Regions from separate parts of the Homo sapiens genome. Here regions 2, 3 and 4 are each linked to region 1. The links are chromatin contacts, found by Hi-C or POLR2A ChIA-PET in ENCODE. All regions are on one chromosome and are shown on one strand. The core of a region is the stretch at or near the end of the contact, and the rest is flanking DNA. Distances in the headings are between cores, read along the strand shown. Region 1 holds the start of MRPS24 (mitochondrial ribosomal protein S24). Region 2 has its middle 24 kb from the start of C7orf25. Region 3 holds the start of H2AZ2-DT (H2AZ2 divergent transcript). Region 4 holds the start of NUDCD3 (NudC domain containing 3).

Region 1 (6,251 bases), core at 2,558-5,057:
CTTAGCACATTTTCATTGTCTCCTCATCTGAGCCCATTATATCTAGATCTAGCAGTTTCTGGGAGCCAGGGAGTGGCAGTCTCAGGGGCTGGAGCTCATGAGCCCATCCCTCGGTCTTCTCTTTCTTGAGTCCGCACCCCCTCTATCCTAAGCACCAGTTTGGCTTCTTCAGGTTCTGACTTTTAGCCCAGGGTTCTGGTGTGGCACTGGGCATTTCTAATTGCCCATAGCTCTGATAACAGGGGAGTGGATTCCTTGGGACCGCAAAGCTGATGTCAGTAATTATAGCTGGGGACCTCACCCACCAAACCCAGCCCTTGTGCCTCACCAGAAGGAGAACAGAGGTGGGGGGATGGAGCAGGAGCTCACAGGGAAAACGGCTGAGCTGTCTTGGCAATCTGGTTTGACACGCCTCTCTGCTTTACTCATAGGGTTTCAGTTGTTTGACCTATTTCTCAGAATAGAGCTGAGAGCCTCTGGGATTTTTCCTAGTGAACGAGTTATTAGGAAAAAAAGAATCACAAGGAATAATGTAAAAACCATAGGTTTACAAAGTGTAAAGTGTCAGCAGTTCTGAGTTAGGATAAGTCAGCTGTAAAGAGAACCACCATGAGTGGAGTGATATCGGCTCACCCTGCAGCCAACAGGAAGGGAGATGTCACCCCACCGCCCCCAGGCTGGATTCTGAAACTCTTCAGGCTCTGGAAGTACAAGGGGGCTGACAGCTCCCTTTTACACAGTGTCTCTCCATGGCCCAGCCAGTGCTGTATCCCCTGAGCACTCTGGGTGAGCCCATGGTGGCTGTGCTGCACCCAACTGGACAGATCATCTCAAAGAAGTCCTGACCTCCCAGCAGACCCCTCCTCCCTTCTTCTGCCCTTGTGACCAAGAGTGGTGGGCGTGGACTATGGCTATGTTCCTTAGAGAGCTGCCATAATCTTCCAGGGGCATCCAACAGCACTCTCCCCGAAAGGGGGCTCTGCAAATACACATTTTGGGAGTCTCCCAAATAAACTGAGTGAGTTCAGGACACTGGTTCTCAGCCCCGACTGCAAATTGAAATCATCTAAGGGGCATTTTAAAAGTGTGAGTGCCTGCCCTCTCCCCACAGAGGTGGTGTGGAACCCAGGGGGCTCTGTCATGCAATTGCAAATCACTGCTTTGAGAGCATAGGAGCAACTTCTGGTTCTTGGTTATTATGTACAGAACAAAGGCTCATGTCAGAGAAAAAGCAGTTTTACATCCCTGTCTCTGCATTAGGCTCCAGGAAGGGTGCAGATGGGTCTTTCACATGGGGTCATATGCTCCTGGCCTTTCCATGTCCAGGCAGTCCTTGAGGGCCACTTGGGAGCTGTCTGCAGCAAGCCACAGAAACCCAGGCCATTCCCTGATCCTAACATGGTCTGAACCCTCACCCCCAGGAAGTGATACTGAAAGAGCACATGCTTTGGAGCAAAAAGGCCTGCTACCATTTACTACTTCTGTAACCTCAGGTGAGTCTGTGAGCCTCCATCTTCTGCTCTGTGAAGCCTGGAAATACTGCCTCCTTTATGGAATTAATAGGAGAAGGAAAGTGCATCAAAACAACAACAAATGGAAGTTACAGAAAAATAAAACATCCCCAGTCAGATTTTTCTGCTGATTATTTAAAACAATATAACATTCATACTGATGTATAAAAGTCATTTTAAGTAATTTTAATCATGTAAAGACCGACACGTCCCCTTTCCCCCAATCACAGTATAAACAAAGCTAATAAAGGATAGATAACAAGATATTTGAACCCCAGAAATGTCTGCCACTGAAATGGCCATTGTGATGCTTGGAAAGATCTAGATCGGTTTGGAATTCCAGAGAGAGATCTCAGGCATAAGGGAGAATGGCTTGAATAGAGGAAAGCATAAATTTGATCATTTGATTGCCTACTGCTTTATGGGCTAAACTTGATTCCCAACCACAGCCTTCGTGGTGTGGCCCCTGCCCACCTTGGGCCCCAATAGGTGTTGTGCCATTGCCACCTCTGCCTCTGATCAGCCCAAGGATCTTGTTTCCCTTTCTCCTTCCCCTTTCCTCTGATTAGGGTGGTGTTGCTATGAGTTCTCACAGAACCCTCAATAGCTGGCTCATCTCCCTAACGGGATATGTGGCTATCAGGGACTCGTTAAAAACAACAACAAAACCCACAACTGCTCTCTCCCTCTGCCAGGCACATCATACTGTACTTCTCACAACCACCATTATTGTCCCCAGTTTACAGATGAGAGAAACCGAGGCTCAGAAGGTTCAGTCACTTGTCCAAATTACACAGCCAGGAAGCATTGGGTCCACGATTTGGACTCAGGCAATTCAGATGCCACATCCCATGTTCCTCACCACCTTGGAGCAAATTAATGAAACTTAACAATTATAAAATTATTGAACATTATGAAAACTTTAAAAAATAATTGTCAGTTGAAAAGGATTTCTTAGGAAATGTTGAAAGTTCTTACATTTGCAAAGTATGCATTGGAGGGCACCTCATCCCTGTTCTGTCCCTTTATTCAATATGCATAACAGTTGGGGGCCGCAGTTCCTAAAAAGTAAGAATAAAACATTTCTGGTGAAGTGGACATGGAAGACCTTGTCCTTTTATTACGGGTTTTTTGAGAACCCACCTTCATGTAATCAGAGGAATCTTGGTCATGGGAAATGGGCTGGACTGAAGTCAAGAGACTTGTGTCTTGGTCCCTCTTTCCCTCTTCTCAGTGTGGTCATGGGCAACTCATTTCCACCGTTCTTCCATTTCCCCTTCCCATGGATCATAATCCAGTCCTCCCCCTGACAGGAAACCGCAGCAGTATGCAAGTACTGTACCATTAAGGGGAATGATGTAGACCCAGAACGGCCAAAACATTGGCAATTTCACATCACTCAACCAAACACAACCCATCATTGATTAAATATTCTCTTGATCCTAATAGCTCTATAAGGTAGTACTATTATTAAGGCCCATTTTATAGATAATAGAACTGAGTCTTAACTGTACAAAGATTGTTATACATGGGTCTGACTCCAGAGCCCGTGTTTTTTCCATGACCGTGGTGACTTCTAAAATAAAATATCCCGCGTTGCTATTTTTCCGTTTGACATTAATAATTACTGGATACCAATAATAGTGGCGACGCACTGGTTTCAGCATTACAGGCCCTGCGATATTCTCACGAATCTCCTTGCCCTCCGGCCCCTTCCCCGTACTTAAAATTTTCCTTCCTCAGGGGCCAGTCACCACTGTGGTCACATGTGGCAAACCCATTCTTGCATAACTGCGTAAGTCATCCTTGAAGAATTGGGTGACGTTTTAACCAAAATATGTTTCTTCTTTATTTGTGGATAAAAGTCTGGAGGGTTTTTCTGTTTTGTTTTTCTACGAATATTATTTGGAGGCATAACTAGGACCTGGGGAAACGCTTGGCTCCTCTTCGAGCCCCGAGGGTGCAGGTTGGGCAGGGCGGGCTCCGGTGGGCCGCACACCCATCACCCGTACTAGCGTGAGGTTGTCGAAGAGAAAATCTCACGTTTCGCATCCTCAAATTTCCGGATCTGAAACCCTATGCAAGCAGCAACCGCGGGAGAGCGAACAGCGGCGGGATGAGCATTCACAAGGCTGAGCATTCACAGGGCTGCGGGGAAGGCGGGAGTAACAGCTAGCAGCATACCGCGGCCCCGCCCCGCAGAGGCCCTGCCCCGCCCCCGCCAGAGTACAGAGTACGAGCTCCGACTTGGTCTCGTCCGCGGTCGTCCCCACCCCTCAGCGCGCTGTGGTACGTCCCGCGCTCCGCTTGGCCCAAGATGGCGGCCTCCGTGTGCAGCGGGTTGCTGGGGCCACGGGTGAGTGGGGCGACTCGGCAGGTCCCTGCGAGTCGGAGGTGGGGTCCCTAGTTTCCGCCTCACGCGCCCTCCCTCCACAGGTGCTGTCCTGGAGCCGAGAGCTGCCTTGCGCTTGGCGCGCCCTGCACACCTCCCCGGTCTGCGCCAAGGTGAGCACCGCCGGGGCAGGGGCCTGGGGGCCTGGGGGCCGGGGGGCCGGGGGCCGGGGAAGCCGTGCGGGCTGAAGGGGGCGTGTCGCTGGGGTCCGAGGCGGGGCTAGGGTCGGGGCTTAGGGATCAGGGGATTGGGGCCGGGGAACAGTGCCAGCTGACTGGGGGGACATGGCGCGAAGTAGGGGTCTGGATCGGGGATCTCGTGGAGTCACGGCCCCTTTTGCTCCTAGAACCGGGCGGCCCGAGTACGCGTAAGCAAGGGGGACAAGCCGGTGACCTACGAGGAGGCACACGCGCCGCACTACATCGCCCACCGTAAAGGCTGGCTGTCGCTGCACACAGGTGAGCGGACCCCAGGCCTCCAAAAGGAGCACTCAATCCGACTGTCATGTAAACAAAATGAACACGTGTCACAGGTTTTCTTTAACTCAGGAAATAATGCTAGGGTCAGAAATCTATGAAACCAACTCAAGGGAGACATAAAAAAGCAGAGATATATATAGATCAGGATGTTGAAACAAATTTGAAGATGGATGCAAAACTGACTTTTTCCATGGCAGGCAGGGACTCAATTGATCCTCCACTGAACAGAAATTATTTGCATGTCTACAGACAAGAATTATTTTGCATTCCTGTCAGTTATCTGTAATTTACAGAGCTGTAAAATAGCTCAGAGTCAAGGAAAGGAGTGAAACCGTTGCAGAATCTGATAACCCTGAACAGTGTGCTCTAAGGAATGCAGTTTTCCACTAAAGCACAAATTTTTCTCTGTAAATATATACAGACAACCCTCGTTATTCATGAATTCCATATTTTCAGATTCTTCTACTGACTAAAATTTATTTGTAAGCCCCAAATCAACACTCTGGGCACTCTCAAGGTCACTCTGAGATGTGGGTGGAGCTGCCACCCCAGGTGCATGTCCCGAGCTGAGGTCGACAAGGCTCTGCCTAGTTTCAGCTCTCGTACTGTAAAAGGTGTCCTTTTTATGGTCTAGAATCTTTTTTTTTTAATTTGCATTTTCGTGCTTTTTGTTAGTGATTTTGCTGTTTAAAATGGCCTTGCAATGCTGAAGTGCTATCTAGTGTTCCTAAGCGGGAGAAGGCTGTGACGTGCCTTAGGGAGAACATACATGTATTAGAGAATCTTTCTTCAGTCATGAGTTGCTCTTGGCCCTGAATTCAATGTTAGTGAATCTACCATATATATTAAACAAGGTGTCTTTAAACAGAAACACAAAGGAAACTAGGTTATGTATTGATTTGTTAACAAAAATACGGTGCCCAGAGGCTGAAAGGAATCTAACCCTGTATTTCACCTAGGAGCAATGGTTCAGTATTCACTAAGTCAGTGTTGGCAGTGACTTTATAGAATATAACTATTGTGAACAATTGATAACCAACTGTGCTTTGTTTAGTACAGGGGTTCTTGGATGTTTGAGATGCATCTAGAGAACTTACTTAAAATACAGATGCTTGCCTGGCACGGTGGCTCACGCCTGTAATCCCAGCACTTTGGGAGGCCGAGGAGGGTGGATCCTGAGGTCAGGAGTTCAATACCAACCTGGCCAAGATGGTGAAACCCCATCTCTACTAAAAATACAAAAAAATTAGCTGGGCGTAGTGGCGGGCGCCTGCAATCCCAGCTATTCAGGAGGCTGAGGCAGAGAATTGTTTGAACCCAAGAGGCGGAGGTTGCAGTGAGCCGAGATCACGCCACTGCACTCCAGCCTGGACGACAGAGTGAGACTCCATCTCAAAAAAAAAAAAAAAAAAAAAAAAAAAGAGAGAGAGATGCTTGTCTCCCACTCTTTCAGGTTCTGGTCTGAGGTTTGGATGTAGGTGTGCAGACTCTTAGTGGACATTGTAAGGGCTGCAGGGGATCCACAGTTCACACTGAGGAACCCACTGGTGGAAGCCCTGGGCCTAGCTCATGTCCCTAATCTCAAAAATAGCTGGTAGCCTCATCTTTCTGGCCCATGGGATGACCAGTGTTTTTATAAGGCAGCCAAGAAAGCAGGAAAGGGGCTAGATGTGGTGGCATCATCTTGAGTTTTGTACCCTGACTCAGGCCTCCATCTTCCTTTTTGTAAAATAAGGATAATGATAATACCTACTAAACTGAATTGGCTTGGGAATTAATGACATAACATACTTTGAACTTTAAAGTGTTATTTTTCTTATTCCATTAGCAGAAGAAAAGAGAAGAGGCTGGGGGTGAAGGGTGGGATTG
Region 2 (6,251 bases), core at 1,077-3,576, 980 kb after region 1:
CATTTGAAAAGGTTGAGAAGACTCTACAGTAAAGGCTTTTTTTTTTTTTAAGAAGTCACTTACAGGAGTGTCTGTAGACTTTAATTTAGAAGTAAAATTTATAAATGAGGAATATGTTGCCACCAAAACCCAAAAGTACTAAGAAATATTGGTCTCGAATGTCATCAATGTATGTATTAAGTGAGTCTCCTTGGCTGAGAATGTCCTGGATGTACTCTCATACCAGTGCTCCTGGAGAAGGTGGATGTCGTTAAGATTAATTAAAGATTGCATGTGATGACACAGCTGCAGAGGTCTGAAAAGGTGTACTGTGTTCTTTTAGAGGAGGAGGCGAACTGCAGTGAAGACGCTATTGAAACAGCACGTTAGCCAAATCCACAAGAGCAAAATATTTACCAGTTGTTGATTGAACGGAATCAGCAATTTTAATAATATTAGGTATTGGATATAGGGGCCCTAATGAAAGGGCTGTTAAATGGGGAAGTGGGAATAATCACGCCTTTATTAATAGGTTTTTTAGAATTGGTTTTAATCCATTTCAACTTACTTTGGGCCATATTAACTATATTAACTGGGGGTACAAGGGGTTCCATTTTATTAAGTCAATTTGTAAGTGCCAAAGACTTACTTTAATTTTAATTTGTTATTTATTGTGTCAGAGCATCTCTGCCTAATATAGAATATCTTACAGCAATGGATATATAACTATGGGAAATTTAGGCCATGCTACAAATGAATATGCAAGGCATATTCATTTACAAAATATTATATTCAGTTACCTGCTCAAGATTACATGGGCAGAGTGTTTAAGTTTAGTGGAATTCCCCAGGTATAAATATAATTTGAGCCCCAATATTAAGTCCATGCATTTTTGTTAGTGCATTTTAACAAATTGTTAAAGTTAAATTAGAACTGACCTTGTAGAAGCACAAAGCCAGTACGTGTCCTTTTTAATCTTTTTGTTATGTAAATTCTTTGATATATAAATTGCTATATGCATTATGAACTTCTAACTATATCAAAAGATGCAAATATATCATATACACCATTTATCAACATATATTTATGTTAAAATATTATATATAACTTTTATTTAATTACCTTTTTCCCCCTCTGTATCTAGGGGTTTGTTTATAAATCAGTAAGTGATCTAGGGCTAGCATGTTTGCTAGACCTGGCAGCTGCTAAGTATTTAAAGTTTAAAGTTCATCTCTTTTTTTTTTTTTCTTGGACTTGTAATAGCATAAAGCAACAGTCTCTCTCTCTCTCTCTCTCTCTCTCTCTCTCTCTCTCTCTCTCCCTCCCTCTCCCTCTTCCTCTTTTCTTTCTTTTTTATTTTAGGCTTTAGTTGCTTGAAGGCATTCTTAGTCTCTGCCTCTGGTTGATAAGAGGAAAAGAGGGAGGAGGGAAGGGCACAGTGTCTCTAGGCAGCCAGCTCTCTACAACTTCCGTGATTGCAAGATCATCGGTCCCCTTTTTCCTTCCTTTTTTTGTTTTTTTTTTCTTTTAAGTATAATCTTTAGAACGGCTTGTATTTCTTGGTGGCTAAAATAAAATTTTTTCTTCCTTCATCTCTCTGGATGTTTACCTGACATGCTCCTGGTGGTAGGAGTAGCCTCCTGGTGTTCTGTCCTTACAGAATGTTACCCGAAAAAATTGGAGGGTGACCTCTGTGTCTGCTGGCCTTGCAGGCAGCGGCTTCCCTTTCCATGGTGACCCACCGGAGCTCTGGAGGTGGTGGGGAGCGAGGAGCGACAGCAGCAGGAACCGAACAGGGCGGCGCCTGCCTGGCAGCGTCACTCTTGCGGGGCCTGTGGGACGCAGGTGAAGTTACTCCCATTAGGGTTAGGGTTAGGCCATATGATCCTTTCACCCTGGCTCCGCTTCACGAGCACAGTGAAGCCCAGTGTGTCGCATCACCCTCTCTGACTGTGACTAAGGAGAAATCGCTGCTTCCCAAGAGCCTGCTGGCGGGTTCTCGGGAAGTAGCGCGCAGCCGTGCCCTTTGCCATGGACAGGCCCGCCCACCACCCAGGCCCCAGGTCACGCAACAGCGCACCCAGCTCCAGGGACAACGCATCCTCCAATGGAGGCCGGCGACAGAGGGTCCCCACAGTCCCAGGAGGGGGTCTGATTCTGCAAAGGGAACACATCCTCCTACCACTGGGACCTGCCCTCCGCGCCGCAGGCAAGGAGCCGGCTACAGCCGCTACAATTCCGGAGAGTCCCGGAGGCGACTCGGACGACAGCAGGACCTAGTAGCGCGCAGCGACGAGCAGCGAGATCCAGCGCCTGTAAGCAGCGCGCGGCCCCAGACCTGCTGGGCCAGCTGATACAGCAAGGTAGCAAGCCCTCTGCGGGGGACAGACACCGGGATGGTGTCCAAGCCGCGACTGCAATCCTGCAGACTAGGCTAATTGTTTGGAATGAAACTTTATCAGTTTAGCCCGGCAATTACTCTCCTCAACAGCTGAGAGGCCAGGATAAAAGAGCATCAGCATGGGATCTACCTGCTTGGGGCCCTTTGGGGCGGCGTCACACTCAGGGATTAGATTTCAGGCACTGCTTCAGTGACACAACCGCAGTGTGAAAGTTTAAGCGTTTTTGGTACTTACAGATCCTGGAGGGAGCGCGGGCGCGCGCGCGCGCACACACACACACACACACACACACACACACACACACACACCACACACCAAGGAGTACAGGCAGAGAGAGAGAGAGAGAGAGAGAGAGAGAGAGAGAGAAGGGACCCGTAGACCAATACCTTTATTGGGTTCAGAGTGTTATCCAAACAGGTTTAATTGTTGAATTTAAAGCAAGCAGGCACTGGTTCCAGGAGGTCCCCCTGACTGAGAGGCGGTCACGTTAAGTTTGCAGGCAAATGTCTGAATGGTTCCTTGAAATGAAGCAGTATCTCTGGCCACCAACTGGAGCCATTCCAGTGGGGAATAGTATTAGAAACGGTGTCAAGGCTGACTGAGCCCTGCTTCTGGTATGAGAAAGTTAAAACATATTTTAAGATGGATGCCAAGGCAACATAAAATTATAAGCTCTCACCACATGTTTATACCCAGTTCTGGCATTAAAAAATGCTTCATTTTTTTCAAAAAGAGTTATAAAAAACTTTTGCCATGTGTTCTGTTTTCTTAGTTTTTCTGTTCTGTTTTTTGCTTTTGATAATTGGAAATGTTTGAACTTTTGTATTAGTACTGACGTTTTTATAATACCCATTCTTCCTTCTTTCCTTTAGATAATATTGACTGGGTCTCTACTGTAAGCAAGAAGAATATAATTTGTTTTGCAAACTCCTCTTTCCTTCCTTTCTCTGCCATTCAATTTTAATGATTAGAATAATGCATATTCTCTTTCTTTACTTGCACTCTGTGCACCTAAATATATTTAAGCTTCTGCTTTTTTTTTTTGGTAGCTTGAAATGATGTCATTTGTTTCCCAACTTTTGTAAGTAAATCATTGAGCTAATTATGCTTTTCCCTCTCTTTCTTTTTTTAGGTTGTGCTTTTTTCTGACTTTGTCAGAGAACATGTTTCTATATCATCCTTTGATTCTTATCTTACCTTTGGTTTAGTCTTAGATCTTCAGTTAAATATATTAAACACTCACTATTAATCTTGTTTCACCAGTTTTCCCAGGTGTCAGGTTTCTTGAAAAAAGCTCATGGGTCAGCATCCCCTGAGTTCCAGCATGTTCAAAACTGTTTCTCCATAGCTTGGATATGTGAAGGAATCTTGCTTGGTTATAGAAGCCTCACTTCACACTTTCCTTGCTTTCTTGTAAATGTTCCTCCATTTTGTTCTCTTTGACTCATTTTACTTTTTAAAAAATTGTGCTATTTTAAAATACCAGTCATAAAGCCAGCTAGCTATTACAGAGATATGTGTACTTTATCACAAATTTAATTTAATTTCTTATTATTATATATATATTTTTTTGAGACAGGGTCTCACTCCGTGGCCCAGGCTGTAGTTCATTGGTGCTGGTTCCAGGAGGGCTCACTGCAGCCTATAACTCCCAGACTCAAGTGAAACCCCCACCTCAGCCTCCTGAGTAGCTAGGACTACAGGCATGTGCCACCACACCCAGCTAATTTTTTGTATTTGTAGTAGAGAAGGGGTTTCACCATGTTGCCCAGGCTGGTCTCTAATTCCTGGGCTCAAGTGATCTGCCTGCCTTGGACTCCCAAAGTGCTGGGATTACAGGCATGAGCCACCGTGTCTGGCTCACAAATTTTATATAAAATGACTTCCTATTACCTTTAGATGAGAAGGAAAAAACACATAGCCTGTGGTTCCCTCAAAACTCTAACATGTAACTTTTAGTGGGGAAAATAAGGTACTTTTGCTAGTTATCCACAAGGGGGAAGACTGATTCCATTTCTTCTGGAAGGTATCCATTGGGCCATCATTACTGATCATTTATTTTTATTTTTATAGATTTAGAGAGTACATGTGCAGTTGTGTTACATGGATATATTGTGTAGTGGTGAAGTCTGGGCTTTAGTGTTCTATAAATTACAATAATTTGTTAAGATATCTTTTGCGGTCTATTTTTCATACATGTGCTGTCTCTTTACCATATGTAGATTCAGAACTTTTTTTTTTCCTCAGGAAAGTTTTCTTGATTATAGTTTTACAATTAGTCCTAGTCTATTATTTGGTTTTTCTTCTTCAGGTTCTCTAATGATACTTGTGTTCGATTGTGCTTGTATCCTGTTCTTTCTGCTTCCATTTTCTTGGTTTTTATTATTTCTATCTGTTATGTCTCTTACTGTATTTTTTGTCTTCCTGTTCTCCCTTGGCTACCTAGTAATGCAGTTTTTGTTTCTAAGATTTGTCTTTTTCTCAAGTTCTTAATTATGTCAGTTTTTATTTTTATTTTTATTATTTTTTTAAGACAGAGTCTCGCACTGTCACCTGGGCTAGAGTGCAATGGCACGATCTTGGCTCACTGCAACCTCCACCTCCTGGGTTCAAGTGATTCTCCTGCCTCAGCCTCCCAAGTAGCTGGGATTACAGGCACCTGCCACCACACCTGGCTAATTTTTTGTATTTTTAATAGAGATGGGGTTTCACCATGTTGGCCAGGCTGGTCTCGACTCCTGACCTCAGGTGATCCACCCGCCTCAGCCTCTCAAAGTGCTAGGATTACAGGCGTGAGCCACTGTGCCCGCCTTTTTTGTTTTTTTGAGACGAGTGCAATGGCTCCATTTCAGCTCACTGCAACCTCAACCTCCCGTGTTCAAATGATTCTCCTGCCTCAGCCTCACGAGTAGCTGAGATTAGAGGTGTGCGTCACCACACCTGGCTAATTTTTGTATTTTTGGTAGAGACGGGGTTTATCTATGTTGGCCAGGCTAGTCTCAAACTCCTGACCTCAAGTGATCCTCCCACCTTGGCTTCCCAAAGTGCTGGGATTACAGGCATGAACCACCATGCTCGGCTTGTCAGTTCTTATTTCACTGTTTGATCATCTGTTTTCTGAGTTGTGATTTTTGTATTTGTGGTATTATTTAATATCTTCAATTGCTTATTTAATTATTCCTAATAAGACCCCCTCCCAGATATAACCAGTATTCTGACCTCTAGTACCCTAGATAAGTCTTATCTATTTTGAGCTTCCCATAAATGGAGAATACATTATGTATTCTTTTGTTTCTGATTATTTTCCTCAATATTTTATCTGGAAGATTCATTAATATCATTGCATGCAGTAGTAGTTCATAATCTTTCATTTTTCTGTAGTACTCTATTGTATGACTACAAACTCTAATTCAAGTATTGATAGAAATTTGAGTTGTAGTCAATCTTTGGCTATTATGAATAAAGTTTTTATGAGTATCATTTTACATCTCTGTTATTTTACATGTCTTTTGTGGAACATATGCACTCATTCCTAGAGGTGGAATTGTTGATCATGGGGTAGATGCATGTTTAGTTTTATAAAATACTCTGAAACATTTTTCTAAAGCATTGTACATATTGACACTATTTTGAATTTGAAGTGTTATCTCATTGTAATTTTTAATTTGTAATTCTCTGCTGACTAATGATATTGAGTATCTTTCCTGTTTATTTTGGATTTTAATATCCTTTTTAGTGAAGTTCAAATGTTTTACTTATCATTTAACTGGGTTGTCTGTGTCTCCTTATTAATTTGTAGAAATTCTGTATATATGCTAGATATAAGTCGTTTGTAAGAGATATATATATATAGTATATATTGTATATGTA
Region 3 (6,251 bases), core at 1,840-4,339, 980 kb before region 1:
TTTGCCTTTTTTGTTACCCTAGTTCACTAGAAACTAAATTTTACTAACACACTTGGTTTATAAAACTGTTAGTAGGCAGACTTTTTTCTGGCATCTGTGTTTACAGTGATGATATAATTTAGTGATGATATATAAATCAGTGAAAGGATTACTATTATCTACAATGAGAACCAGTCTTTTTCAACCTAACTCCACTTTCATCAAAATCTGAATCAATGACATGAAGGCTGAGGGGTAGAGAGTGGTGAGAAAATGATTTTCCTGTTAAGGAAGGAAGTTAACATTTATTGGATATTATGTGCTAGGTACAGTGCTAGGTGCTTTCTCATACATTATTGGACACTTCTTTCAGCCCCCCTTCACAAGGGCAACTCTTCTTTTTTTTTTTTTTTTTGAGATGGAGTGGAGTCTTGCTCTGTCGCCCAGGCTGAAGTGCAGTGGCGCAATCTTAGCTCACTGCAGCCTCCGCTTCCCAGGCTCTCCTGGGCCCAGGTGATTTTCCTGCGTCAGCCTCCTGAGTAGCTGGGAATAACAGGCATGCGCCACCACGCCTGGCTAATTTTTGCATTTTTAGTAGAGACAGGGTTTTGCCATGTTGGCCAGGCTGGTCTCGAACTCCTGACCTCAGATGATCCACCCACCTTGGCCTCCCAAATTGCTGGGATTACAGGAGTGAGCCACCACGCCCAGCCTGCATGCTCTTTGTGGACCACCCACACCAGCTAAACTACATTCCCTGTTTCTCTCTTAAAGCACCCTGTTCTTTTCCTTCAGCACACTTGAACTTATTATAATTCACATATGGTATTTGTTTATTTCTTTAACATCTGACTCCCGCTGCAGAGGACCACAAGGGCAAGGACAATGTCTATTTTGCTAATCACCAAATCCTCAGTACCTAGCACAGTGCCTGCAAACAGTAGGCACTGAGTGATTTGTTAAAGGAATAACTCACAGGCTTATGCCTTGGTAGATTGGTAATGCCATCCACTGAGGCCAGAAACACAGAGGAGCAGGAATTAACAATGGCTATTTTTACTGAAGTAACTCCACTCTTCTACCTAGTTTTGAGGCTTCTATTAATCTGGGCACATTGCTCCATTCCTTCCTATTTCACTGGACACCCTTCCTCACACTTGTCTGTACCTTCATCCGTATTTTTCCAAATTCTTACTTAGAAGCTCACCCTCTTCCTCTTCTTGAATTTAAGTTACCTTTTTTTAAAGACTCACTTCCCCAAAGTTGCTTCTCCTGATTCAAACTTTGGAACAGCTATCATCAGCCTGGATATAAATTTCTAAAGTGCCAGCCTGGGAAAATCCTATGACAACAGAATCTCCACTAAGGCAGAAACTTGTTTTTTTCACTATTAACTCACCAACACCAAGAACACATTCTAGCACAGTCAATGCATCATACTGTGAAAAGAATGAAAGAATTTAAAGCTGGAATGAGTTGGAACAAATGTGAGCTGGTATCTTGGTTATCTACAGGCTATGCGGTCTCAGGCAAATGACTAAGTTCACCTAAGCCCATTTCTTCAGTTATGAAATGAAGCTGGCTCTCCCAGAAAGCTCATATTGTCCAGACTGTAATAGAGATGATCATGATAGGGTGATGGGCCTTTTTTAATTGTGGAAACAGGCCAGGCGCGGTGGCTCACGCCTGTAATCCCAGCACTTTAGGAGGCTGAGGCGAGAGGATCACTTGAGGTCAGGAGTTCAAGACCAGCCTGGCCAACATGGTGAAACCCTATTTCTACTAAAAATACAAAAACTAGCGGGGAATGGTGGTGGGAGCCTTTAGTCCCAGCTACCCAGGAGGCTGAGGCAGGAGAATCGCTTGAACTCAGGAGGCGGAGGTTGCAGTGAGCCCAGATCACACCACTGCACTCCATCCAGCCTGGGCAACAGAGTGAGACTTCATCTCAAAAAGTAAATAAATAAATAAATTGTGTTAACACTGTGGAAGAAAAACGATCGCTGGAGAGCCTGTGCACTCACATACATCCTTTAATTTTTACAACAGCTTCCGGGGGAAGGCGATTCCACTTTAGAGCTTTTCTTCCTTTCTAGCTGGGAGTTATCCTCCAAATTTTAACCTAATGATGTAAGCAAAATAAACACACTGAAGAGGTTGAGAAAAGAAAAACGGCTCACAACAGTCTGAGCTCTGTGAGGTCTGCAAAATGTATTAGGCCTAGAGGGACATGAGTATGGGACTTCGGTTATGCCCACCCTCTGCCCCCACATACACACATACCCAATCCCATGCATACCCAATTGTTTAAAGTCATTTCATTCCTGACTATCGGCCTCATCCATTACCTTTTTTTTTATTATTATTTTTTAGACAGGGTATATTCTGTCTCCCAAGCTGGAGTGCAGTGGTGCGATCATGACTCACTGCAGCCTCGACCTCCTGGGCTCAAGAGATCCTCCTGTCTCAGTCTTGACAGTAGGTGAGGCTACAGGTTCGCGCCACCAAGCCGGCCCCATTATCTTCGTGTTCTTAGAATTTGTAATACATGCCGGGCGCGGTGGCTCACGCCTGTAATCCCAGTACTTTGGGAGGCAAAGGGGGGCAGATCACCTGAGGTCAGGAGTTCGAGACCAGCCTGACCAACACGGAGAAACCCCGTCTCTATTAAAAATACAAAAGTTAGCTGGGCATTGGGGCGCGCGCCTGTAGTCCCAGGACTCCATCTCTAAAAAAGGAAAAAGAATTTGTCATACAAATAACAATATGTAGCCAATTGATAGCTTTTGTTTTTGTTTGTTTGTTTTGAGACGATGCGTCGCCCAGCTGGAGTGCAGTGGCGCGATCTCGGCTCACTGCAACCTCCGCCTCCGGGGTTCAAGCGATTCTCCCGCCTCAGCCTGCCGCGGACCTTGTCAGGGTCCGCGCTGAGAGGACGTCAGGGTAGTCAGTCCGCCAGAATACGGCTGAGCATGAGGCCTGCCTAACCTTGAAACCCAGCGCCCTCCTGATCCACACGTTCTAAGACGAATAAATCCTCACAGTCTGTGAAAACCCACCAGGAGAAGCACGTCCAACACTCTTTACCTCCCCAAACAAGTCTCAGAAGCGGGAAAACCAACGCCGCGAATGGGCGGGAAAGCCACAGCGCCTGCAATCGCTTCACCTTATTAGCTAATTTTGCTGTCCTTCCCAGTGGCCCGCCTCCCTTGCTCGCGGGCGATATTTTTATTGGCTTTCGTCTGCGAGGCGTCCAATCTCATTGGTTTGCCTTTCTGTTCGTCAGGCTTGGGCGCCTGGTGAAAGGCAGAGAGCGCGTCACTATTGGGGCTGGAGGCCCCGCCTCCGCGTGCCGTGTGCAAAAACAAACAGCCGTTAGGAAGGCGGTGCCGGGGGGGCGGGGTCTGGCTAGAAGGAGGCGCGCGATTGAACAGCCGCTGGGGTTCGAACCAGCAAGACAAGCGGGCATTGGCCACAGCAGCGCGAGGCGGGCACGGGGTATTGTCCGGCTCCGGCGGCGGCGGTCGGTGCTGCGAGAGCGGCGGCGGCGGCGCGGGTCGGCAGCGGGAGGGCGCGCGGCCGAGCGGAGGCGGAGTCGGCGCCGAGAACATGGTAAGGGCGGCCGGGTGGGCCGGGGGCACGGGGCCTGGGAGAGCAGAGCGCGGAGGCCCTGGCGTCGGCGCCGCTACCTGTGGAGTCGGGAGTTTGCGGGTGTCTGGGCTTCGTCCGGCCGAGCCCCTCGCCGCCCGCCGGGGGGCGCCATGTCCCAGCTGCGGAGCCCGACACGGGTCCCCGGGTGAGAGCTGGGCCTGGCCGGGTAGAGCGCGAAGTCTGTTCCGAGCCGGATAGATCTGTCCCGACGCTTGTGACGCTGCACCGCCCGTCTTAGAAGGAGGAGGACGGCAGAATCCGGCTTGGAAATGTAGAAACAAGTGCTGGATCTTAATGTGATCGCTTCTCTGTATGAATGAGGTCAAACAGGCTGCCGCTGTACAAGTTAGATAAGTCTTTGGCGATGTTTGGTTACGTAATCTCCCTGGCAGTCAGTTTGAGGGTTTCTGCGAAAGGGTGCTTGTATTTGTGGTCTTTTGAGCGACAAAGAATGGTTTTATAGACCAGAACCACACGATTTGTTCTAGGTGATTGCACAGGTTAGAAATGAACGCCCGTTATCTTCTGAGCCCCTTGCAGTTTGCGGTTTTCATTATACAACAGTACTTTCCTTTGCCCTTGCTATGGATTTTCAGTCTTAAAGTATTCATCTTTTCATTCTGAAATTCAGATCTAGATAAGAAGAGTGTGGCTTTAAAAAAATGAAAGTGAATAGAACTTCAGCCCCATTTTAAAGTTGAGGGGAAAAGAGAAGGTGCTAAAGGATACGCTCTGAGTTGCATCAAAGATTGTGTAAAAATAATAAGACTGTTATGGAATCTTATTTTTGCCGGTATTCGTGCTTTAAGCATTCTGTTGAAAGGTTACTTCAACGGGAGCTACCTGCTTAAAAGTTAGCACCAAGCTGTCATTTATCATACTGCAGATAGTATTAGATGATTTGTCTTGTGCTTGATGTGACAGATATGGTATTGAATAGACATAACACCTAACTGTAAACAGATTGGCCAGTCGAGAGGACAATGTTTGGTTATTGTAAAATACCCAAATCTTAGAGCTGGAATAGACTTTAGGGATAATTGCTTCCAACGTCTAACGTATAGTTTATTGTTATTGTAAAAAACCCAAATCTTAGAGCTGGAATAGACTTTAGGGATAATTGCTTCCAACGTCTCACGTATAGTTTATTGTTATTGTAAAGTACTTTATAGTACTTTATCAAACTGAGGTACAGCTTACATCTAATCTGTAAAAGGATTTGCTCAAACAGATGATTTTCATGATTCTAGTTTTTTGTGGTTTTTTTTTTTTTTGGTTTTTTGTTGTTTGTTTTTTGTGGTTTTTTGTGGTTTTTTTTTTTGAGACGGAGTCTCACTCTGTTGCCAGGCTGGAGTGCAATGGGCGATCTTCACTCACTGCAACCTCCGCCTCCCGGGTTCAAGCGATGCTCCTGCCTCAGCCTCCCGAATAGCTACAGGCGTGCGCCACCACGCCCTGCTAATTTTTTGTATTTTTAGTAGAGATTGGGTTTCACCATGTTGGCCAGGATGGTCTCGATCTCTTGACCTTGTGATCCGCCCCCCTCGGCCTGACAAAGTGCTGGGATTACAGGCGTGAGCCACCGCGCACGGCCAATTCTAGTTTTTCAGATATTTTTCAATCTCTAGTGATACGCTATATGTTTTATATCCACTTACCAGTAGCTAAAAATACATAAGTATTAACATAAGCTAAAAATGCAGGAGACATTGAGTTGTCGTTCTTGATAGATTTTAAACCTGAGAGGAAGTAAGCAGATGTCTGTTAAAACTGACATGAAAGTGTCTTAGTATCCAGTTTGCAAGTTTATCCAAGTAAAATGAACGAACTCCTACTTCCTCCTCTCTCTCTCTCTCTGTCTCTCTCTGTGTGTGTGTGTGTGTGTGTGTGTGTGTGTGTGTGTGTAATTTTTTAAAACCAACAACCTTAACTCAGGTTAATACGAAGTCAGTTCTTGGAATTAAAAAATTTAGATTTGGGTTCTCAAGCACCAATTATATTAAAATGAATGTTCAAAGTAGGGAGGCTATATATACAGTTTGAGGGGATATCGGAAAGAAAGTAATTATCCATTTATTGTATAGTTTTATATTCAGATAAGTTTGATACCATAAAAGTTTTCTTTTGTTAAGTATGAGAAATGTATCAGGAATCTCTAAATGTTGGAAATAGTCATTTAATGGATTGAGGCTTTTAAAACCTGACTGTATGTCTACTTCCTTAAAAAGCAAATAGAACACCAAATATGACATATCTGAAACAGTGAGGATAAAATTGCTTAAGCAGAGTAGTTATTATATGACCTGGGGAGCCTGGGGAATTTTGTAGTTGTTGGCTTTTTATTAGTGACTACTTCTTATTTTTTCCAATCCAGTCATAGGAAGACAGTGATTATAATTTTAGATGCCAGTTGAGAGGTTTTTAAGTGTTATATATTAGGGCAAATGGAGGTAACAAGGGTTTTTTATTTGAGAAGTAAGTAAGACTGTCTTGTTAGTGGAGCTGACCTCAAAAATCCAAAAATTGTATTTTTCTTATATAACAACATAGTCAAAAATTATTAAAATATGAGGCATTCTGGTAGAAATAGAGAGCGTCTCAGTTCTTACTGGTAAACTTAA
Region 4 (6,251 bases), core at 1,553-4,052, 620 kb before region 1:
TACAGGTTAAAAATGTTCAGTTTCACTTAAGAATGCTCCTGATAGCATTTAATTATTAATTTTATTAAAAGTTGTTTTATTAAAAGTTCTCCACTTGAGAACAAGTCTTTTTAATAGTGCATGATTAAAAGAGAAGTACACATAAGACATGTCTGCCTCATACTGAAGCAAAATGGTTGCACTGATGCAAAGCACTTGTGTGATTGAGTTGCCAATTGAACAAGTCACAGAGCATCATTTTTACTTGAATGACAGAATGAAGTGAGCCTGTCTCTTCAAGGAAAATAATTGATTGTATCTACTTCCAATAATAAAGTTCAAGTTTTTAAGCTAAAATTAGAATTCAAAAAACCCATATCCCGCTTCCATGAGCTTGAGTGCTTGTCAATAAAGACAGACTTCTCTGATGAGTTTAGTGGTAATTCTAACAAATGTTATTTTTTGATATTATATAATGAAATGATATTAGAAACCAAGATCTGGGGGCAAGATATGCTCGTTGCATAAAACGAGTGAACATTTGGAAGAGCTGCATAACACAGTGGACCAACATTTTCAAATGACTAATTAATACATGATGGTATAAAATCATGCATTTATTAACGATCCATTCAAAGTGAAAGACCAATCGATATTAATGTAACAGAGTATGAAAAGTCTATAGATACAGTTTTAGATTCCATATGGCAAGTAACCTTTAAGAAACTACCAGTTACAGGGCTGGGTGCAGTGGCTCACACCTATAATTCCAGCACTTTGGGAGGCTGAGAGGGGAGGATCGCTTGAGCCCATGAGTTTCAGACCAGCCTGAACAATGTAGGCCCAACCTCGTCTCTATAAAAATAATTTAAAAATTAGCCAGGCACAGTGGCATGTGCTTGTAGTTCCAGCTACTCAGAAGGCTGAGGCAGGAGGATTGCTTGAGTTCAAGAGTTCAAGGCTACAGTTAGTTATGATCACATCGTTACATTCCAGCCTGGGTGACAGAGGGAGACCCTGCCTCTTAAAAATAAAAAAAATAGAAACTATCGCTTGTAGAAGAATTTTGATGTCATTTTAAAGACAAATAGCCACATTTATTTGAAAAGACAAAATATTCCTCTCATTTGCAACTGTCTGTGTGAGGTTGCATGTTTTCATATACTTCAATGAAAACAACATAATGCAAATTATGTTGCAGTGAATGCAGATGTGAGAATCTTGTGGTCTTCTTTTTTTTTGTGGAGACGGAGTCTAGCTCTGTCGCCCAGGCTGGAATGCAGTGGTGTGATCTCGGCTCACTGCAACCTCTGCCTCCCGGGTTCAAGCGATTCTCCTGCCTCAGCCTCCAGAGGAGCTGGGATTACAGGCACCTGCCATCACGCCTAGCTAATTTTCGTATTTTTAGTAGAGACAGGGTTTCACTGTGTTGGCCAGGCTGGTCTCGAACTCCTGATCCTCCCGCCTCGGCCTCCCAAAGTGCTGGGATTACAAGCATGAGCTACTGTGCCGGCCAAATCTTGCTGTCTTCTAGTAGGCTCATTAAAGAGATTTGCAAAAATGTAAAACTATGTTACTCCTCTCACTGAACTTTTATTGCTTTGAAGAACATTATTTTTTGCATAAAAGTATGTTAACATGTAATGTGTTTTATGGTCATTTAAAAATGATTAAATAAATATTTAAACATTTTATGTTTTAATTTCTAATGTGGTAAATATTGATAAGCATAACCCATATCAACAAATGTTCTTTGGAATGTTCAACAAATTTTAAGAGGATTAATGGTCCCTAAATCAAGAGTTTCAGAACCACTGTTCTAGGGCAATTTACCTGAGTTGGATTTTATTTACAATTCATTAAAGCTTATACACTATGAAGACATGTTAACTTGCATGTTTTAATCTAGAAGAGGTGCAAATCATTTCTATACACTAGAAATGATAATCTATGGTTTTATCATCTTGTAGAACACCAGCCAGCTTTGTATCCAACCTAATCTTACTCTAATGCTTTGTCAAAATGTTTAATCTCCACTTCCTCAAAATGCTTTTGAACCAGCTTTACCATATCATTGTTAATTTGCTGAAGAAATCTTGGATATGTGTTCATGATATATTTGTATGAGTGTCATGCTTTTTACTTTTTTAAGATTATACTTTGACAGACACTAACAACATATGTATATATGACGTATATATGTATATACATACTATACACACACATACACGTACATATTTCACAACGATGGCATACGGATTCTCTATTCTGAATCTAGCTCTTTCCACTTAATATACGTTGAATGCACTCTTTATTTTCTTCGTCATCTTGACTTTCTTCTGATGCAACGCCCTGAGTTTAACTCACAGATCTGTTAATAAGAAACCCATACATCCCACATATACGCATTTTCCCGTCTCTGGCTCACTAACAAAAAGCTTACCCTAGCCCCATCTTTAACCATAGGTTCCAAATACCCAGGCTGGAATTCAACACAGAAATAAGAAAGGATCCACAGACAACGTGACAAAAATCCGAGCAGTCACGTGACACTGCACGCCCCATAATTTTTTTCCGCCCGCTTCAAACATGGCGGTCAAGCCCTCGCAGCGCAGCAGAAGCCACGGGCTTCCTTCCGCGTAGGAACCTCCTTGCTGCCCTTGTCGGGCTCTTTTGTCTAAGACCACCTCAAGGCAAAGCCCGTGGGGCAGCTGGGTCTGGGGAAAACAGCCCGGGGCCGCGGGGGCCGAACGAGCACGGACCGGAAGTTCCGCAGCCGCGCCGTCCGGCGGAGCCGTTGGCTGCGGACGCCGGAAGTGGCCAGTCGGCAGGTCTGAGGCGGCGCTGTGTGTGTGAAGCGTACCTAGGGCGGGAGGCGACATGGAGACAGGGGCGGCCGAGCTGTATGACCAGGCCCTTTTGGGCATCCTGCAGCACGTGGGCAACGTCCAGGATTTCCTGCGCGTTCTCTTTGGCTTCCTCTACCGCAAGACAGACTTCTATCGCTTGCTGCGCCACCCATCGGACCGCATGGGCTTCCCGCCCGGGGCCGCGCAGGCCTTGGTGCTGCAGGTGAGGCGGGCGGGCCTGCGGTCTGGGGAGCCGCCGCCCCCGGCCTGCCCTGACTCCTGGCGCCCGCTCCTCCAAGCTCTCCCAGCCTGTTTCCTCCTTTTCCTGGTGTCCTGGGGTTGAGCTTGTGAGAATGGCTTCAGTAATTTGAAGCGCGGATTGGATGTCAGCTTATTCCGCTGAGGTGTTCGCTCCGGACGTCCTGAGGTTTCAGAAGTAGTAAGCCGACTGTTAAGAGCCCTACTCAGCACCCGCCAGCGCGTACCCCTCACGGTGCTGGGGGCCGCTAGTCAGGGAGCGAAATCCATGCAGGCCAGACAGAAGGAAGGACATTTACAGCAACAGAAACGTGCATGCCCCAGAACTACCAAAGACTTGAGCTGGCGGGGATGACGGAGGCATTGTGTTGATCAATGGGTGTGGTCGCTTGTTTGAAATGTGACTTCCCAGGTCAAAGACTGTCAATGTAGTGCTTATTAAAATTTCTATTTGAGCTTAATTCCGTACCCTCCAGGTTAAGTTTATTGTATGTTGGAAACGCTGTCAATACTCATTCAGTGAAGTTGACTGGGCACTTTTGAATGTAGTGGTAAGCAACCTTTTGCTGAATGTAGTTTACACTCTTAGTTGCCGCAGGTGAGGGTGATACGGGTGTTTAAGTAATGGTTTCTCTCTCCTTGTGACACAGTTAAAGAGAGAAAACCCAGAAAGTAATAGAAAACTTTTTAAGGGCAATTATTTGATGGAGCCCATTGTAAAGAAAGGAAATAGAAATGATGGTTGAGAAGTGAAGTTTTTATAAGAGAGGTGGGACTTCTGATGAGATTAAAAGAAACTATTCAGCCAAGTATTAAGCCTATTTGTAGAAACCCAAGAAGATAGAAATGCTGATGATACCTCCCTCAGTTCTCTAGATGTTACAGTTTATAAAATGCTTCAGATGTTTCCTCCTGAAGTCTTAATGCATGCTGCAGGTTGGTAAGATGTTACTTTCCTCAGCAGAAGCCAAAGCTTTGAATGTCTTGGTAGCTACCAGGGTAATAGGGCCAAACGAGGAATGGGGTTCCATTAGGATTCAATTTCAGAACTTAAGGCTATTCCTCGTCCTTGTCAGTGGCATAAGTGCCATCTTAGTGATGAGAGAGCTGTTGGAGGTGGCCTTTAGCAGGATCTTATGGCAGGTTAATGAAGTCTTGCCATTTGATCTTCAGTGTCTCTGTGAAACAGATAAGTTTCAAGTTTACGTACCAATTCAGCAAGGTTAAGTGATTTGACCAAGAACACACAGCCAGTTCACCGTAGAGCTGAAACTAAAAATTTCATTTTGTGGATTCCAAATCTTCCTGTTCTGTTGTTTAACCATTCCATAGTAGGATGAGAACACTTTTGTCTAGATTGATTGTAGTTTGCAGAAAGATGTGGAGGAGAAAGGAGTATATACTGAGTAATATGTATAGTATCAGATGTTTTATATTCTGGGGTCGTTATCTTATTTAACCCTTAATATAACCTGAGAGGTTGGTCTTTGTTTCACAGATGAACTGACAGAGCACTCATTAACCTGGTAACTCATTTACCTGGTAACACCTCTTACAAGACACTTCCATAGGTTAGGATTTGGTGACCAGTCTAATGAAGTAGTGGAGATGGGGAGCAGGGATGGAGGAAGGGGAGGGATGGGTCAAAGATGATCCAAGGTTTCAACTTGGGTGACTGGAATAGTGATAATGCGTTAACTGAACTGTCACCTGGGTTTAGGGGAAAAAGTTCAGTTTTAGACAGGTTGAACTTGAAGTTGCAGGTAGGAGTCCCTGCCCATAGGCTATTGGAATTACTGGACTAGATCTTTTGGGAGCTAGAGCAACTGGAGTGGTCCGAGGGAGAGAGAAGAGCCAAAGGTGAAGAACAGGCCTTGGGGAATAATCTTGGTGGAGAGCAATAAGTTTCACAGAAACCAAGGGGACAACAGTCTCCAGCAGATGCTTAAGAGAGGTGTCATGTTTTCTGGAAGTGGTTCTCAACCATCAGCATCGCTTAAGGAACTTTTTTCTTTCTTTTTTTTTTTTTTTTTTTCCTGGAGATGGAGTCTCACTCTGTCGCCCAGGCTGGAGTGCAGTGGCATGATCTCAGCTCACTGCAACCTCCGCCTCCTGGGTTCAAGCAATTCTCCTGCCTCAGCCTCTCGAGTAGCTGGGACTGCAGGTGTGCGCCACCACGCCCGGCTGATTTTTGTATTTTTAGTAGAGATGGGGTTTCATCATGTTGGCGAGACTGGTCTCAAACTCCTGACCTTGTGTTCTGCCTGCCTCGGCCTCCTAAAGTGCTAGGATTACAGGTGTGAGCCACTGCGCCTGGCCAAGGAACTTTTAAAAGCACATATTCCTGGATATTTTGGTTGGGTAGATCAGGGTGAATCCTGGGAACCTGTTCTTTTTTTTATTTTTTTATTTTTTATTTTTGAGATGGAGTCTCATTCTGTTGTCCAGGCTGGAGTGCAGTGGCGCAATCTTGGCTCACTGCACCTCCTCCTCCCAGGTTCAAGTGATTCTCCTGCCTCAGCCTCCCGAGTAGCTGGGTTTACAGGCATGTACCACCATGCCTAGAGAATTTTTGTATTTTTAGTAGTAGAAATGGGGTTTCACCGTGTTGGCCAGGCTGGTCTTGAACTCCTGACCTCAGGTGATCACCCGCCTCAGCCTCCCAAAGTGCTGGGATTACAGACATGAGCTACTGCACCTGGCTGGAACCTGTTCTTTTATCCACAAAAGCTCATTTGACAGGAGGTTTGTAAAGGTGATTTCAGTATTGACAAGGGTTTTATTGTGGGGTGGGACAACACTGAATGAGACTGAGTGACTTGGTACCAGCATAACATTATTTCTTCGTGGTAGTAGGTGATCTCCTGACCTCCCCACTCCTACTCATCTGCCTCTTAGGGTTTTTTTTTTTTTCTGTCCCTAACTTGATGGCATAAGACTCCTTCCTGGGGTCTGCCTCTCCACCCCCACCAGATGTGGGATGCTTGGTGTCTCTGCTGAATATAGGCAGAGAAGAATTTGGATGGGAGTGCTGGGCTGCATCATTGTGGAACTTCAAAGCGTTCCCTTAATATTTTGGGGAGTACAGTGTTGGTGTAGAGTTAGGCAGCTCATACGTTTCCTTTTAAAAGTTTGCATAGCCTGGATACACAGCTTGAAGAACCT

Evidence for each region. Hi-C counts contacts between places; a loop is a spot of excess contacts on that map. ChIA-PET counts read pairs that join two places held with the same protein, here RNA polymerase II (POLR2A). Pooled maps may share reads with other maps.
Region 2: a loop to region 1 is called in a pooled map, with 27 times the contacts of the local background. The contact joins the enhancer-like site here to the promoter of MRPS24 in region 1. A Hi-C loop is called at or near these places in 4 of 50 pooled maps. POLR2A ChIA-PET finds 5 or more read pairs at or near these places in 5 of 52 experiments (A549, PC-9, activated B cell and 2 more).
Region 3: a loop to region 1 is called in a pooled map, with 9 times the contacts of the local background. The contact joins the promoter of H2AZ2-DT here to the promoter of MRPS24 in region 1. A Hi-C loop is called at or near these places in 6 of 50 pooled maps.
Region 4: a map of CD8-positive, alpha-beta T cell shows a loop between it and region 1 (19-fold over the local background). The contact joins the promoter of NUDCD3 here to the promoter of MRPS24 in region 1. A Hi-C loop is called at or near these places in 3 of 168 maps with a recorded cell type or tissue (B cell, CD8-positive, alpha-beta T cell and gastrocnemius medialis) and 10 of 50 pooled maps. POLR2A ChIA-PET finds 5 or more read pairs at or near these places in 2 of 52 experiments (CD4-positive, alpha-beta T cell and naive thymus-derived CD8-positive, alpha-beta T cell).

What each region holds. Positions count from the first base shown.
Region 1 is chr7:43,867,073-43,873,323 of GRCh38, reverse strand. MRPS24 (mitochondrial ribosomal protein S24) reads left to right here and starts at 3,807. Exons shown (of 4, transcript NM_032014.3): 1 at 3,807-3,867; 2 at 3,948-4,016; 3 at 4,250-4,361. The coding sequence starts at 3,829. URGCP-MRPS24 (URGCP-MRPS24 readthrough) reads left to right here. Exons shown (of 7, transcript NM_001204871.2): 5 at 3,948-4,016; 6 at 4,250-4,361. The coding sequence ends at 4,338. It overlaps LOC124901620 (a long non-coding RNA gene), which reads right to left and starts at 3,678. Exons shown (of 2, transcript XR_007060296.1): 1 at 2,490-3,678; 2 at 1,682-2,376. RefSeq lists silencers at 1,233-1,408, 3,676-3,735, 4,036-4,095 and an enhancer at 3,326-3,445.
Region 2 is chr7:42,884,491-42,890,741 of GRCh38, reverse strand. No RefSeq gene overlaps it. Among named protein-coding and RNA genes, the nearest start is that of C7orf25, 24 kb to the left of the region's middle. RefSeq lists enhancers at 2,178-2,227, 1,823-2,366, 6,168-6,251 and a silencer at 2,308-2,357. Within about 2 kb of position 2,326, at least 34 of the 41 ENCODE cell types and tissues checked have a DNase peak (open chromatin) inside an H3K27ac peak, as active enhancers do; they include PC-9, where a contact is called at or near this core.
Region 3 is chr7:44,845,309-44,851,559 of GRCh38, reverse strand. It overlaps H2AZ2-DT (H2AZ2 divergent transcript), which reads right to left and starts at 3,089. Exons shown (of 2, transcript NR_187581.1): 1 at 3,039-3,089; 2 at 1,995-2,101. H2AZ2 (H2A.Z variant histone 2) reads left to right here and starts at 3,473. Exons shown (of 5, transcript NM_012412.5): 1 at 3,473-3,591. The coding sequence starts at 3,589. RefSeq lists silencers at 3,138-3,197, 3,458-3,847 and enhancers at 2,774-3,332, 3,333-3,890.
Region 4 is chr7:44,487,209-44,493,459 of GRCh38, reverse strand. It overlaps NUDCD3 (NudC domain containing 3), which reads left to right and starts at 2,802. Exons shown (of 6, transcript NM_015332.4): 1 at 2,802-3,051. The coding sequence starts at 2,860. RefSeq lists silencers at 859-985, 3,051-3,220.